Regions from separate parts of the Homo sapiens genome. Here region 1 is linked to region 2. The links are chromatin loops, found by intact Hi-C in ENCODE. Cell type or tissue: HCT116. All regions are shown on one strand. Each heading gives the region's core, and the rest is flanking DNA. Links, peaks and the distances in the headings are about the cores only.

Region 1 (5,387 bases), core at 128-5,127, 620 kb after region 2:
TGTTGTGGTTCGTTACATCATATGCCTTCAAGAGTCAGTTTGATTATTGGGAGTAGCAGGGGTGATTGCATGGTAAGAGAGCTTATGAAGAAGGCCAGCTGGTCTGCAGGGCAGATGAGCTAGAGGTAATGCTTCCTGACAAGTCCATTTAGTGATTTTACTCTTTCATGGGATAGCTGTCATGAAAGGTTTTAAATACCGGTGCAATAAAGCATGCCGTGTGGTCAACATAATGTTGAAGTAAAGTTAATTGCCACAGGAAATGAAACCGACGTCGGGGGGCAGGGGGGTGGAGACAAGTAGGTTGTAGAAAAAGTTCTGAGGATCAGAATCCAAAGGATGCTCTTTCTTTTCTCACCCATTTTAAGACTTAATTGAATCCTGTTTGTTTGTCTCACCCACCCCACATCCCTCTTCTACTTTATTCTATTAAAAATCTCATTGCTTAAAGGTAAACCAGGATTTATCATGGTTAGTACTAGACTTAATCCTTGCTATTCTAGGAACTGTTCAAAGAAGCAAAGTACTAAACCATAAAATACGCCAGTGAAATAAAAAGGACCTGACATTTAGAAAATCCACAAGGCTACTTTCTTTACCTTCCTTTTCTAAGATTTTAGGCCTCTTTCCCCTCCAAAAGCTATGCTGTGAGAACCAGATGTGGCCACAATACTGTTTCTTTTTTTTTTTTTTTTTGTGACTTGCATTCCAGCCCCTCATTCCTGAAGGAGTGCTTTTCTCTGTTGGCTGCTTTATCCTCCAGACTCTTCCCTTCCCTTCCTTTCCTTCTTCTAACTCCCTATGGCTGGTGGAGGGAAAGTTATGTTTAAATTTAAGGAAAAAAAATGTTAGGAGAAAATATGGTGACAAATGAGTAGCAATGGGAAGTTCTCTGAGACATGACAATGAGGAAAGAAAGCTTCCATGATGAATGTAGACTTGTCTTAAATTAAAGGAAGTGTCCCAGGTCATAACTGATGTGATGGAAACATTAACCTAATTAACCTAATCACTAGCATCGATATATGTGGAGATAAGAATGAGTAGATAAGAGGGGTATTTTTCTAGGGGTCTTTAAAAGGTGAGACCAAATAGCAAAAAATCTGGTACAATGTCATCAATGGTATCGAGCTAATGTAACTATGGGCTTGTGTATATATCCATCCATCTATCTATCAATCCATCTATCCATCTATTCATTCTTTAAGCATACATTTATTAAGAATCTACTATATGCCAAGCACTGTTTTAGGGGCTGAGGATATAGAGGTGAATTACATAGGCCAGTTCCTTTCCCACGGACCTTGGCACTTATATTTCAGTAGAGGACTCAAACTATAAACATGTAAACAAATAAACAACGTAATCACAGATGGTGGTAAGTGCCATGAAGGAGATGGTGATTAGATGAAGAGTAACTGGAGGAATGTATGTATGAACAACGAAGTCTGAGTGCTTCAGTTTTGAGTTGACACCTGAATGTTAAGAACATGCCAGCTATTCAGAGATGGGGAGGCAATGGAGAGGGACAGGTGGGAATTTCAGGCATATATCAGGATCTTCTAGAAATGTGAACTCAGGAGCTACTTGAGCCTGTTAAGAAAAATTATCCACAACCTGAAAACAAGTCCGAGAGTGTGACCGTAAGCCCTTTCAATGCCATACTTAATCATTATTTAACAGGCCCATCCAAGGATGATATATTTTCCTATAAGAATTTACCATTATTTGTTTCTGCTATTTACTATTTATTATTAATAATTGAGGGCTCAGGATCTGTAAAGTTATACATGTTAAACTTGTATATGATGCAATGATTTCCTTCTGGTGTAAAGATGACCCTGAAGTTTATGGTTTATTGCCCCTAAAGACATTAATTAATTTTGTATCTAGAAATTTTAGTCCTTTTTAAAGAAAAAGACTATGTAAACTAAATTATCCAAAATGCTCTTGGAGAACTTTTATCTTCTTATTGGTTACCTCATCAATTAATGAGTTGAATAAAATTTTTGATACATATTCATTTGATAGTTCAATGAGAGTCATACTTTTAACTTTTTGAAAATTATACATTGACAAGATATACTGTGGCTCACCTCAGGAATTGGGAGTCAGAGATCAGCTTTAATGAGTACATGAAAGCCTAGAATTATCTGTATTTTTTTTTTTTTTTTTTTTTGAGAGGGAGTCTCACTCTGTCGCCAGGCTGGAGAGCAGTGGTGTGATCTCGACTCACTGCAACCTCCAACTCACTGGTTCAAGAGATTCTCCTGCCTCAGCCTCCCGAGGAGCTGGGATTACAGGCACGTGCCACCACGTCCAGCTAATTTTGTGTGTGTGTGTGTGTGTGTGTGTGTGTGTGTGTGTGTTTAGTAGAAACGGGGTTTCGCCATGTTGGCTAGGATTGTCTTAATCTCCTGACCTCGTGATCTGCCCGCCTCAGCCTTCCAAAGTGCTGGGATTACAGGCGTGAGATACCGTGCCCGGCCGAATTATCTATATTTTTAAGATCAAGCACCTTATTAACTTAATCAGATGTTCCAGACTCTTGAGTCTTTCAGTCACAACTGCTGACCAGAGTAAACACTCTCCAGACTCCTCATGTGCCCTTGCCTTGATTTTTCTATGCTCACCAAATAACATATTTTGGTTGCTAATTCTGCTTCAAAAGTATTCAGGTATCAGGAAAGAGGTTCCCTGTATGGAGCTTGATAATTATAGTTCTTGCCAAATTTATTTATTTATATTTTATTTATTTTTGTTTTTTGTAAATTACTATGTTGGCCTCCTGGCTTATGCATCTGCCTTTTGCCGTGAGTCAGTTCTTCCAGGTCCCACTAAGTCTGAGTGATTGGACAAAGCTGAGTTCCTGTACCAGCAAAGAAGCTGGAGACTAGACCCAGTGAGACGGGGGACCCTGACTGGAGCCATGCAGCACGAGTGGCCTCTGTAGGCAACATGAGGAGGCATCTCTCCATCTCTACCTGGTTTCTCTCTAAATTGCATGGGGGTGGATGTGGGATTGATGATCATTCTAACTTTCTTCTCTTTACTGGAAGTGTCCAAAAGTATTTATGCTCATTTTCAATGAGCTCATGTTCCCAAGAAAGAACAATTCACACACTCTCAGAGAGAAAATAATTCGTTTCTTATCAGGTCAGTCAATTTGCTCTTTCTTGATATTTGTTTTGTGTGCTCCACACAAAGTCCTCCTGGCCTTCCTTAATCTTTTTGGGAAGTATAAACACTGCAGACAGGTGGGGTCTTACAGGCACCATATCTTTGAGGAGATGCTGATACCTCCTCCAGCTCCTGAGAAGGAGGGCCTATGGGATTGTTCTGCCAAGCATCTAAGAAAGGGTCATTTCCCTTTGCTTCAAGGACTCTTTCTTTATGAAAGCTGATCTTCTTCCTAAGAGACAGGTCTCTTCATGTTTTATTTGATGATTCTACTGACAATGCTTTCCAGAAAAAAAGCCCAGGATGGCTGCGGATTGTGATGTTTTCATCTTTTTCAAACAACATTCTGGTTTAATGTTTAAAATGTGGGAGAGAAGCTGGATGCCCTGCAGAAACTGACTCAATGAAAAGGCATCTTGGGATGTCAATCCAGTTTGTGAAAACCTTCCTGTTGACAAGGCTAGGTTAAAAACAACATTTCCAAATGTGCAAAAATGAAAATTGAGATCTTGAGGCAACTTTTTCAGTTTCTGTGTGAACAAAGTAGTGGAATAAACTATAGAGTATCTCATATTAAAAATATTTTAAACTAAATAAACAATCAAGTAAGAGCAACCAGCATAACCAGTGTTACCAGAACACAGCATTATTTAAACAGAGTAGTGAGTCCTGTCAATTTGAATAATGACACAAAATTGCACTGGGGGATTCTCAGAATTTCTACTCAGAATAATCCTTCCCTTCATCATTAAGCAACTTTATCCACGTCCCAGTTTTCCCCAAGTATCTTCCCAGTAGCTGGTTAGCTATCCATTTTCAGTGCAGAAGGGGATGCAGATGGATTAAATAATGTGAGGAAACTGCTTCCAGTTGCAGCAATTGCAACTTATTTAGATGGACATTCTCTCTAGTAGGGAAATGTCCAGCCAGATAATAAGAGGGCTACCTCTTTACTTTCAACTAGAGACCTCATCAGGGCACTGAATAGCATTCATCTGATACTTTTAGTTTTAGACTTGCAAAGTGTTTTCCAAAGATGACTTTTTCAAAAACATTTTTTAAAAAAATCAAAGACAGAGCATGACCATGGACAATTTTTTCAATAAAACAGTTTGGCCAGGTTGTACCATCTCTTTTGGCCTCTTCCCTCATAATGGTTGGGCAAGGAAGGACTGTACCCTTTGCATGCAAGGGTTTCCAAAAGGGAGGAATTTGGGAGTCAGAAAGAATCGCTTAGGAGCTGCCATACCCTCATCCCAGATTGCTGAGAGAACAAGAGCCATTATAGGTAAGGTATGCCAGCTTTAGGCAGGCATTAAATACTCTGTAGTACAATAATGTCAGGCAGTTGTTTCACAAGGAGCAGGTTCAAAGTCATGTTAACAGGAAGAAGGCTTTTTCTAAATTTAATTTTTGTTGTGGTAAAAGATACATAACATAAAATTTGCCATTTATTTTTAAATTTACAGCTCTGTGGCATTAAGTATATTCATATTGTATTTCAACGATTACCACCATCTTTGTCCAGAACTTTTCTGTTTTCCCCACTGAAACACTAACTCCCAAGATTCTTTTTAATGTAAGATCAGTTTATATGGTTTCTTGGAAACAAACAAGCAAACTAGCACTTGCTTTGGCAAGGTAGGCTCTCTTTTTAGATAGTAAGGAAATCAGATCTAATTTTCACTAATGAAAAAGTTATTTTGACATTGAAGCACCTAGTGTTGACCCCATTTGTACAACAGCCCATTTCTTCCAATTTGGAGTCACTAAAGACTAGGCAGAGGAGGGGTCCCATTAGCATCATAGGCTTGACACATGAAGGGGCAGAATTTTCTCCTTGGTGGATGGGAAGGATGATGTGTTTTGAAGAAAAGGGGATGGGATACCAGAATGGGAGGACTGAAAATAAGAAGGAGGCTTGAAGAGAAAGAGAGGAGAGGTTGGGAAAGAATTGCTTTGGCCACATGTGGGTAGTGGCTACTCTTTTGAAGAGTACAGATACAGAATATTTCCATCATCACGGAAAGTTTTATTGGACTTTAGGTTCTGGTATGGAGTTTAGGTTCCAGAGTCATAAAGACTTGATCCTTCCAATGCCACTGACTAGCTCTGTGAATTTAGGCTAGTTATTTAATCTTTGTTAGTCTCAGTTTTCCCATTTGCAAAATGAGGATAATAAGAGTGTCTCCCTGTGGAAGAGCCAG
Region 2 (5,387 bases), core at 292-5,291:
TAAGAATTGTTCATAATGACTATTTTTAGAAATGTTACAAAATGCAAATAAACAATTATTCACATTTGAGATGAATAGGGTATACCAAAGAAAGTAACAGTATTAATTTTCTTTGGGCTTTCCATGGCGAGGATTTTCAAATTCCGTAGTCAGAAAGCTGTCAGATTAAACACTTAAACCAAATGGACACTCCTATTTAAAATTAGCTTATGTTAATGACCCCCTTGTCACCTCGTCTCTTTTGATTATGATCGGACCCTCTACACTTTCATAGTAGAGAAAAACTCTTAATAGCTTCAGACAGTACCTCCCTTACAGATAAACCTCTAGTTTTTGTGTAAAGTTTTTTTAATTTGCTGCAGTGGAAAGTAAGTTGGAACTGAAGTTAGGGTAAGAAACTTGCCTATCAGAAACACAGGAGGAACAGAAAGCAGAAGGAAGAATGATCCAAGATATCAGCCCTTAACCCCAGAAGACCACATTTTCATCCCATAATATATTGTTTTCTTCTAAGGTTTTAAGGCTACTCTAAGTTCTTCCAGCTTTTGCCTATTGGATATTTAAGAGTGGATTTAAAATCAGTGTGATAAACACTTTTCTACATCTTCATAGGTCATAGGAATTGTAAAGGTAAATGTTAGTGATGTTACTACTTTGTTTTAAAACTCAATCTTTTAAATGGTCTCTGTCCAGAATTTTTAAAAGCTGTAATTATCTAGAATTTATAGTTTTTAGTCAATTTCTACATGAGGGATGATAAAAGAGCTGGCATTTTTCTGATGTCCTTAGAACATGCATTATGATTCCTGCTGAAAAGGATTTTTTCTCTTTAATCCTAGAGGTGCTCTTCTAGCCATTTAGAATAGAATGATAAATTTCTGACAATTATTAGATAACCTTTATGGAAACATTGAGAGTAAGACCTAAACCAGACCCAGTACTTCTAAAAACTACACTGTAGGATCATATCCAATTTTGGTTTCTTCAACTAATGAGGAATATGAAAAATTTTAAGATAATTCACAGGAGGACTAAAAAGTTAATTAAAAGGATGTAAAATAAGATGTATGAAGATCAAACTTGAAACCTTTAGACTTAAGATAATAAGTGAGTGGAGAGAGTGTGTTTGTAGTCAGCGGGGAAGAGAGAGAGAAAGAGAATGAGAGAGAAGAAAGGGGGCTGGGGCTGGTTGGTTGGCAAGTGATTTGTTAGTGATCTTTCTTGTACCTGAACCAATCTTAAAAAAACACATGACTGGAGCTGAAGATGGCAGACATGTTTGTGGAATGAATCCAGTGGTGAGGATAACGGACAAAAATCATTTGGCACCAGAAGGTCTAGTCCACAATCTCTGGGAAAGGAATCATTCATCATCAGAATCTAAAACATATTGCATACTGGCCACATGTGGCTTTCAGATGTCTTTTGTTTGGCCTGGGTAGTGTTTCTTTTTAGTAAATTAATCAGTTTTTTTTTTTTTTTGAGGCGGAGTCTCACTCTGTCTCCCAGGCTGAAGTGCAGTGGCACGATCTTGGCTCACTGCAACCTCCACCTCCCAGGTTCAAGTGATTCTCCCACCTCAGCCTCCCAAGTAGCTGGGATTACAGGCATGCACCACCACACCTGGCTAATTTTTGTATTTTTAGTAGAGACAGGGTTTCACCATGTTGGCCAGGCTGGTCTTGAACTCCTGACCTCAGGTGATCCTCTTGCCTTGGCCTCCCAAAGTGCTGAGATTACAGGCGTGAGCCATCGCGCCTGGCCAGTAGTCAGTATTTTTAAATGAGCAGCTCATATAAATTGAGCATTTCATCTTTTCTAGAAAAAAAAGATTTGGGAACGTTTGCTAACATCAGTTCCTGTGTAGCCACAATGGACTGCTAAAGCTAGGCAGCAGCTACTCCCTTAGACAAATTCCATATTCTCCAGTTAGCCACATTCCTACCTCTCCTTACTGTCTCTGGCATACAGCTGCATCACACCTTTCCACTACGTGCCGACCTTTGTAGACAATTGCTTTTGGAATTATTTGCTAAAATCAGAAAAAAGTATGAATGTGACTACTCACAAAATTCTAGAATGCTGTAATAGAAACAGAGCAGTATGGTGTCATTGTTAAAATCCCAGCTTTGGATGTGAACAAAAAGTAAAGCCAGGCCTGTTCTTAATGTGAAGTCTACATTCTGTACATTCCTAATCTGAGCTTTGGTTTTCTTATCTTTAAAATGAGTATAATACCTCATAGGATTGTAATAAGAATACGATATCTGCCTATTTATATAAGATTTAGATGTCACATTGCCTTGCTCATAATTATTCCTCAAAAACAGCACAGATTCACCTTAATTATAAACAATCCAAGTTAAAAGAATAATTAAAGGAAGCCTAAGAAAACTTTAGCTAATTACCACCCAATGACTGCAATTGGAAACTTCTAATAAATGGAAGGTTTTTCTGGATTACTTTTAAATGAGAAAAATTTCCCAAATAAACCAATCTGAAACCAGGCATGTAATTTAAAAAACTTATTCAAGATGTGTCTTGAGATTGTAACAATTCTGTTGTCATCTTTTATATCTCTGTGGCTGTCCAAAATAAATTGGTTCTCAGAATGTGAACCTTTTAGCTAAGATATCAATTCATCAGTGATTGTTATGTTTAATGCATATATGAGGCAGGAAACTAAACTCTTTTTTTTTTGTGTTGATACTGAACCATTAGTTTGTGAGCAAAGCACATTATTAGCACTACTCATTGTCCAAGCAATTTGACTAGATAAGGTTTTAAATTATGCTTTACATACTAGACCACAAACATAAGGAATTGGTTAATGTTAGAGGTGGCTAGAAGATGAATACTTTATACAGACTTCTATAATGGTATGAATGCTATTCCTTCAACACATCAGAATAGATATGACTTCCCTTTTTGTTTTGCAGATACACCCTTAACTTTTTGAGCTCATAAGGAAGGTATCAGACTATCCCTTGGTATCAGTGTTAAAGGAATGACAATAAGTTTGTAGGACTTATGACTAGTTTCTATGAAATACAGATTCATTATATACATTTCTATATTTAATCAAAGAACTTGACAAAATGGAACAGCTGTATGTACATAGTACTTAACTTTTCCGTCAAAGTATTGCAATTTATCATTATGCCACTTGGGGGCATCACTTTACCATTGACATTTTGCATACAGGGTGACCTTTAATTACAATGTAAATACCATATTCCTTTACATTTTTATTCACTTTCTGAATTAGCTGTGAGATTAAAATAAAACCTACAGTACAGACATTACACTTGCTTGATGCATGTTTGGAGAGTTTTCTTCCTGGCATAAATATTGGGCATCCCTTTTTTCATTATCACAGTAGAATAAAATTAAACTGTTAAAATGTATGGTGAATGAGATAGAGGTTTTTCCTTTATTATGCATCATGAAATTCATAAAACAATATTTGAGAATATTTTCTTTCATAATTATAGACACTCTAGTCTAATTATGTTGTCATAGTCCTAAAAAGATTGTGCTAGTTCTTATTCATTTTATTTTATAGTATTGTTAAATTGTCAAAGTATCTTTTCAAAAAATCAAACCCAAAAGATTTGATCAGCCCAGAAATTACTTTGGCCCTTAACATTAGCATAGTGCATGTAATTTAATAGAAAAGAGATATTAAGGAAATAGGTTTACCCTAAAATACATGATTAAACTTGTAATTAATCATGGCCACAGCTACAGTGAATTTCAACATTCATCTTATCAGCATAGAATGTTGGTTATAATGATTTTTAAAAAATTTATCACATTTAAGATATAGTGATCTTACTATGCAGAGTTGATTTTATGCTGTTGTCTGTTTTAGTCTGTCAACTATGAAGTATTTAATACAATTTAAATTTTTTTTTTTTGAGTCGGAGTCTCGATTTGTCACCCAGGCTGGAGTGCAGTGGCGCGATCTTGGCTCACTGCAAGCTCCGCCTCCCGGCTTCACGCCATTCTCCTGCCTCAGCCTCCCGAGTAGCTGGGACTACAGGCGCCCGCCACCACACCCGGCTAATTTTTTGTATTTTTAGTAGAGATGGGGTTTCACCGTGGTCTCGATCTCCTGACCTTGTGATCCACTTGCCTGGGCCTCCCAAAGTGCTGGGATTACAGGCGTGAGCCACCGCGCCCGGCCACAATTTAAATATTAGACCTTTGCTTTGGACTCAGCACGAGAGAGGAAACTGAAGCAGTAGGAGATAAGGCCTAGCCTTCAGGTGCTTCCAGTCCGGAAGACTATATCAACACACATAAAACAACTAGTATACAGTACAAGACAATGCTTAAGTATCTGTGTGGCAGGTTGCACTCGGAGATGTTGGAGTGGCTACTCCCTTTCCAACTCAATATTATCTTACTTGTTTCTGTGTACTATCTAACTTATGTGTATTTTCCCCTTGGTCCTATCCAAGTGCGTATCCAAATATTTTACCCCTTAACTGTGATCGTACACCTTGGTCTTTGTCTAAATATGGGAAAAATGGTAACAAGGAAATGCTTTATCTCTACAGAAGGCATTTTTTCCCCCTCTATCTCATATGTCTGCCTGAGATAAGGATCAGGAGTTAAATAGTAAAAGGCCTACAAGTCCTTAAAGAAATGGCCCTCAAGTCCAGGCTCTTGCCTCCTCAGAGAGCTCTTGGGTCTACATTAGAGTAGATTTTTAAAAGTCCTAGCAAGCTGATTTTCTACCCAGTTATGGAAACAAAATGGAAGATAGGGGGCCAAGAGTTGATGCTAGAATGAGTCATACTGACAACAGAGGGGAGTGGTCTTAGACCATAAGAGTAAGGGAGGTAGAAAGTAAGAAAAAGATAATTAAAAAACCCCAAAAGCCAAAAAAGTCTGGGTCCATTGTTGTAAAGCTCTCCATACTCCAGTTTCTACTTATAGAAATCTCAGACGTCCAGCCCTGTTCCAAAGTACTGTATTGAGACAGACTCACTAACTGGCATGGAGTCAAAAGGGCTCAGGGGTTCAGCCACCACCCTGGGGTCCAGGCCTCAGCTTTTCATATTCATACACCCAGAGATGGTCAGTCTTGGAGAGGAGCTTATATTAACTAAATCAAGACAAGATAGATCTATAAACCATGATTCCACTTCTTAATCTGGTTCCTAGGATGAACAGTACCTCCTCCTTTGTGCACCCTCCCACCATTTTCTGGTAGAAGTTCTGGAGAAGCTGTATATCTAATGAGAAGTGAAAATATAACCAAAATAAGCAGGTGGAATAATTGGGCAATTACTCGCTTAAACCAGGTAAAAGGTCTCTTCTAAGAACTTGACAAAATGGAACAGCTGTATGTACATTCTAAGTGGCTATTGTTGTGG

The links. A loop is a pair of places that touch in the nucleus more often than their neighbours do. Peaks named below come from ENCODE experiments on the same cell type or tissue, not always from the same donor. Only the 100,000 strongest peaks of a DNase experiment are listed, where the experiment ranks them.
Region 1: a loop joins it to region 2, with 3 times the contacts of the local background. A loop is called at or near these places in 4 of 110 quality-filtered maps.

Annotation. Positions count from the first base shown.
Region 1 is chr3:131,655,375-131,660,761 of GRCh38, forward strand. All of the region lies in intron 7 of CPNE4 (copine 4), which reads right to left. Among named protein-coding and RNA genes, the nearest start is that of MRPL3, 160 kb to the left of the region's middle. In HCT116, for the core only: no CTCF peak of the experiment used is centred there; a DNase peak (open chromatin) is centred at 2,890; H3K27me3 peaks cover 957 bases.
Region 2 is chr3:131,030,498-131,035,884 of GRCh38, forward strand. The region is part of intron 3 of NEK11 (NIMA related kinase 11); the gene reads left to right. Among named protein-coding and RNA genes, the nearest start is that of NEK11, 6.3 kb to the left of the region's middle. In HCT116, for the core only: a CTCF peak has its summit at 3,172 (motif pointing right); a DNase peak (open chromatin) is centred at 3,184.